2 separate regions of the Homo sapiens genome follow, and region 1 is linked to region 2. Evidence: read pairs that join two places in POLR2A ChIA-PET (ENCODE). Cell type or tissue: B cell. All regions are shown on one strand. Each heading gives the region's core, and the rest is flanking DNA. Links, peaks and the distances in the headings are about the cores only. Region 1 overlaps LOC124901444 (a long non-coding RNA gene). Region 2 overlaps LOC101928923 (a long non-coding RNA gene).

Evidence for each region. Peaks named below come from ENCODE experiments on the same cell type or tissue, not always from the same donor. Only the 100,000 strongest peaks of a DNase experiment are listed, where the experiment ranks them.
Region 1: POLR2A ChIA-PET joins it to region 2 with 11 read pairs; 2 of 35 experiments call an interaction of 5 or more read pairs at or near these places.

The regions. Positions count from the first base shown.
Region 1 is chr6:156,681,770-156,684,689 of GRCh38, reverse strand. It overlaps LOC124901444 (a long non-coding RNA gene), which reads left to right. Exons shown (of 2, transcript XR_007059829.1): 1 at 1-27. Among named protein-coding and RNA genes, the nearest start is that of ARID1B, 94 kb to the left of the region's middle. In B cell, for the core only: no CTCF peak of the experiment used is centred there; no DNase peak of the experiment used is centred there.
Region 2 is chr6:156,029,413-156,032,332 of GRCh38, reverse strand. The region is part of intron 4 of LOC101928923 (a long non-coding RNA gene); the gene reads left to right. Among named protein-coding and RNA genes, the nearest start is that of MIR1202, 84 kb to the right of the region's middle. In B cell, for the core only: no CTCF peak of the experiment used is centred there; no DNase peak of the experiment used is centred there; H3K4me3 peaks cover 759 bases; H3K27ac peaks cover 339 bases.

The DNA.
Region 1 (2,920 bases), core at 129-2,628, 650 kb before region 2:
CTTAGTCAGCCCATAGAACCGTGAGAGGTAATATATAAAATGTGCAAATAAAAAAATAATTTTACAGTAGGTATAAAACCTGCTTGTTGAATAAACAGAAATGAAATAAGCTAGCTGCTTGGCAATCTCTTCCTTACCCCTTCCCTCCTGCCCCTGTTATTCTTTGACACCCCCAGTGGCATGCCAGCCCTTATTCCTGAGGCTATTAAGCTAACTGTGACTACATTAAAATGGAATTTGGTAAGCCCTTTCCTCAGGAGGCTTAGAGTCCAATTGGGCAAGAAGAAACTTTTCAAAAGGGGAAGCCATTTATGCACTGCTAGGTCCTGGCATAGAATAATGATTGTTAAACTATCTGTTGTTAAATGGAAACATTATTTTCTGTAACATGCTGATTGGAGGGAGGAAAGTTTATCTAGGGTTTGAGCTGGCCTTTGCTTGTAGGGATTTTTTTTTTTTTTTTTCAGCTTCTTTTTGATGTAGTTCTACCTTTCCTGGGAAAATCTTAAGAGTTCAGGAGAACAAATTTCTACCAGTTTGGAAGCCACCAAAATGAGAAGATATAGTATCTTATTTTATTAATTTTGATATTTATGCACTAGCTAATTACTTGGAAGATACATCTTCTTGTTCGTAATACAGTCAGTGCCATTTGGCCCTTGATCAAGTGTAAACAATGATTTTCATGTGGAAGGGCTGGAGCTTGGGCTGCATCTGCCGTGCACTTCATTCGCTAGGGCTACAGTGGTCACCAGAGATTTTTCTTCTATCACAGGTGATTCTACCCAAGAATGATTCGAGGAAAGGGGAGGTGTGGGCAGGAAACCAATTGGGGTTCGCAAATAAATAAAATGCAACTCAATTTTTTTTTAATTTTTGAAAGAAATTCTAAACTTACTGACTTGTTTTAAAAATTGAATAAATAGGCTGGGCACAGTGGCTCATGCCTGTAATCCCACTTTGGGAGGCCAAGGTGGGTGGTTTGCTTGAGTCCAGAGGTTTGAGACCAGCCTGGCCAACATGGTGAAACCCTGTCCTTACTAAAAATACAAAAAAATTAGCCGGGCATGGTGGCACATACCTGTAATCCCAGCTACTTTGGTGGCTGAGGCACAAGAATTGCTTGAACCCGGGAGGTGGAGGTTGCAGTGAGCCAAGATAGTGTCATTACACTCCGGCATAGGCAACAGAGTGAAACTTCATGTAAAAAAAAAAAAACAAAAAACTAAATATTATACATGTAAAGAAAAAACCCAAAAATCTCAACAATGACAATTTAAAGGCAGAGATGAACAAGGAGAAGAGAAAGGTGGGTGCTTTGAGTGTGGAGAGAAGAGGGATAAGTGGCTTGGTGGATCCCAGGATGAGTCTGCGTCACTTGGATATTTACTTGAATTAGGGTTGTAGAGATTCTGGGAATATCTTGAGTTGCATGTTTTTGCGTTTTTTCTTACTTTTACAGTAAAATGTTTACATAGATAAAACACAAAGCCTTTTTTGATTTTGTCGATACGGGCATACATACACATAATAAGCCCAGTGAAAAATATTTTTCATGAGCAAATGGGTCAGCTACTCTACATAACTCTTCATAGGACTTTCAAAGTTTATATTCTGAATGCAACAATTACAACAATGTTCCAGAACAGAAATTGCATTCTGGAATGCACCAGTTGGGAAGTGTAATACCTTCTGATGAGCTACTGGCTAAAGTTGCATTCCAACCTCTTGCTGCTATGTCTTGGTTTGTATCATCTCCATGGTGGCTTTTAATACTTCATTCCAATTGGATGGATTGGGTCCCCGGATCTGTCTTTGGCTTTGAGCCTGTCTCTTGCAATTGACCCGTCTTCAAGAAGCTTGACCCATGTGTTCCGTTCATTTAATTCTTCATTCATTCCTTCAACAAACATGTATTATCTGTCTACTATGGGCCAAACACTGTACTAGGGGCTGGGGATACATTGATGAACAAGGCACCATTGTAGCCTTCCAACAGCTTCCAGGCTTGTGGGAAAGACCCACAGGTACTCAGGGGAACACTGGTAGGGAAACTGGAGTGATTTTGAACACTAAGGAAGCCATCAGAGAAGGGAAAAGTGAGAAGCGTCCTCAGAGAGTCTGAGTTGAGACCTAGATAAATGAATCAGCCAGGTGAAGGCCAGGGCATGGGGAAACATAGTGAGAAGAGATATTGGAATTGCAATATTTGAGATGTTGTATGGAGGTTCCTGATTTTGCCCTGGGATCTGTAAAGACAGCTAGGTGTAGTGATGCTTAAGCTAGTCCTGATTTAAAAAAATAATAATGTAAGTGGAGTGATTAATTCAAGACTTAGTCACCTTTTAAGCTATGAGCTTTTTTGCAGACTAAATGTGCTCTGCTTGCACTTATGTCTGTCAGCAATGCTTCTCCGGAATCTGACTGACCCTCTGAAGCCAAGTTTCATCTGTATTAGTGGTGGTGGTGACTGCCATTTTGGAAAAGGGATTTTTTCCCTTCACTTTTATTGTCGCATCTCAGTGCCATTGTTGATGTGGATTATGTTCTGTCATCTTCGTTGCTTCCTTTTGTACCTACAAACATTCCAAGATGCTAGCATTTATTTCTAGTTGCAGTATTTTAATTTCATTTTTATATCTTTTTATTGTGGTGAAATATACACAACATAAAACTGACCATTTTAACCATTTTAAAGAGTATAGTTCCGGGACGTTAAGTACATTTGCGTTGTTGTGCAAGCAATAGTCACCATCCATCTCCAGTAATTCCCCATTTTCCCTTCTCCCATCCCCTGGCAACCAGAATTCTACTTTTTGTCTCTATTAATTTGACTACTCTGGGTACCTCATATAATCATTTTACATTTTAAACTTTTTGGCAGAATTGCTGTCAGATTTGAAATGTTATTGGAGAAAGA
Region 2 (2,920 bases), core at 97-2,596:
AGATATCTCCTGCCAATGAATATAAGTTCACTCTTGCGCTGAATTGTATTTTCCATCTATGAGTTAGTATTACCCTTCCTTAGAAATAACATTTGATTTATTTCATAGACATTTATATGGCACTTGTTATGTACTAGCATCATTCTAAGCACTTTAAAATATTAACTACTTTATCCTTACTGCAATTGTATGATATTGGAACTTGTATTATGTCCATTTTACGGATGAGGGAACTGAAGCACAGAAAGGCTAAGTATCTTGTTCAAGGTCACACAGCAAGTAAGTGGTGTTCAGGGATACTACTCCAGAAAATTTGGGCCTCTGGAGTTCATGCGCTTCTCCGTTAATGCTATGACTCTTGGCCTAAACCAATTAAAATGTGTCTCTTTATGAGGAAGCTAAGAAAGCAGTTAACACCTCTATTCTAACAAGCAGGAGTAAAGGGCAGGATAAAAAAGTTGGGGCTTAGAGTTAAAAGTACCTTGGACCTCTTAGCACTCAAGGGAATGATACCAATCTCCCTCTCAATTTATTGCTTTAACAAATAGCTATTCTGTCCCTCTATGTTCTAGGCACTGCTGGGGAGGAAAAGCAAATGTTAAGCCAAGTGAAGCATAAAATAGTTCCACATTGCCAGGTGTCACCCAGACACACAAACAATCACATTTATGAGAGCTCAGCTTAACTCCAGAACGTGCCAGCTACAACAACACATATAGTTTATGCCCTGGATGGGATTTTTTGGGAAACCAGAATTGCAAAAGTGCTGGGACTACAGCTGGGAAGGACTGGGAGAAGCCAGGGTTGACTTGTATCTTTATTTTCCAATACCCACTGACTGTCATTGGTGTATCCTTGGACAAGGTCTTCTTTCCCCTCCTACAGGTGTTTTCTAGGGTACACAGATTGTGTCTGGTCCCCCACAGACCACAGCAGAGAAGCAACAAGAGATTGAGTAGTAAAAGAACTGAATATCTTATATTTGAATATCCTACATTTCAGACAGAAGAGTCAGAAAATACATAACTCAAAAAAAAAAAAAAAAAAAAAGACAATGCGTAACTCTTCTACAACAGAGCGAGTAGCCCCTCTCTTTTTTTATGTGTTTTCTTGTTTGTTTTAAATACCTAGCTGCCCCAGAGCAATAGAATAAAACAATACTGGAGGAATCTTGTTTCTGTTCTTAGTAGCTATCTTGGGTTCTATTGTGGGAGGCTGGAACTCTTAGGATGAAAAGAAGTGGAAGATTTATTTCACTCGAATTTTGAGAGCGGGCTAGTCAACCTAACCCTCATACACAAGTCACCCGTGGATGCCCCCCAGATTTCAACAGAAATGCTGAACACAAATTTAGACCACATGCTTAATTATTAAATATGGTAATTATCCAGGCTGATTGCTGGGGGTGTGATATTGTTTGTCATTGCCCAAGGTCATTCATGCTGTGCTTCAGTCGTGGTTGGGGGGCAAGGAGCTGCTTCATCAGATACTTTGGAAAAATCTCATTTCACAGGAATTGCACTTTTCACTTCAAAGCCTATTAGATGCTATGGTTTTCCGCTGTCCCAGGGCAAAATGTTGTGAGAACATACATTTTTAATGGGCTGCTCTGCTTCTCTTTGTTTTCAGGTGGCAGGAAAGTTTCCCATGGGTGTACAAGCTTTCTGAGGTGCAGGAAATTTTGTGGGGTGATATTTCTACCAAAAGAACACTGACACCCCTTTCTTCTCTTTCCCTCTGGGGTGGACCATGGAACATAAGGTGGATGGAGGAAATCTCCACCAACCTCAATAAGTAACTCATGCTTCTAGAACTGGGGACAATTGGTTGGATTTTGAGGAAGCTATGCCTTACTTAGATTTCCCTCTTCAAAGAACAGTTAAGAGTGAATGTATATTTATATATCTGTGTAGTTAGGATTATTGGGATCTAAGTCAAACAAAATTAGGTTTTGTTTTATTTTTTCAAGGGCAGAACACACATACGGTAAAACAAAACAAGACAAAAAGAAGGACAAATGAAGTAAAAAATATGTCCCTTTCCAGAGCCCAATTTCTGTTATCAGTTCTCTGCCTCAGAGATAATCAGTATCAGTTTTTGTAATAACTGGCAATTTTTGCACATACAACCATATAGGCATATATACAATTTAACTTTTTTTGATTACTGTAATTTCATTTTATACAAATAGATATGACTATCGTTGGTGGAGGTGGTAGTAGGGGTTCTTAGATGAGACCATCAGTCAAGAGGTTGTCCTGCTCAGAAGCAAAAGAAAAGCTACTAGCTTGGATTTCATAATTTTAAGTTGAAGGGTATGATGGGGAGGAGAACATTCTAATTATTTTGTGTCTGCTATGGAACTGGCATCAAGCAAAGAGTTTCATATACACAGGAGTGGCTACATAATTTGTGCGCTCTGGTGGGAAATAAAAAATGCAGGTGTCCTTGTTCAAAAATTAAGAATTTCAAGACAGGAGAGCAGCGCCTCGCACCAGGCAAGGACTTGCTAACGCTGGGCGCCACCCGTGAAGCCAGCCCTGTGTGTACGTTTTCAGATTTCTCCATAAAACCGGACAATGGAAGCATCTTTGTCTTTACTGTGCAGATGGAAAGCTGAGATTTGAAGTTTCAATCCTCAATCTTCTTTCCAGTGCATTTACCTGTAGGATATCACGATTTGAAAATAGCGTTCCTACCAAAACAATGTAAGTTCCCCAAAGAAAGAAAATATTTGACCCCGATATTGGTTATCTGGACAATGTGAATTTTATATGTGAGAGCTGTTCCAACTTCCAGCTACCAGATGTCTGTAAAAATTCATAGCAGGCTATTAAATTTAGCAGATCCTGTCTTAATTAGATTAGCTTTTGCTCAGCACGATGGCAGAGTGTCTCTCTGATTGAGGGCTTAGAAAGAT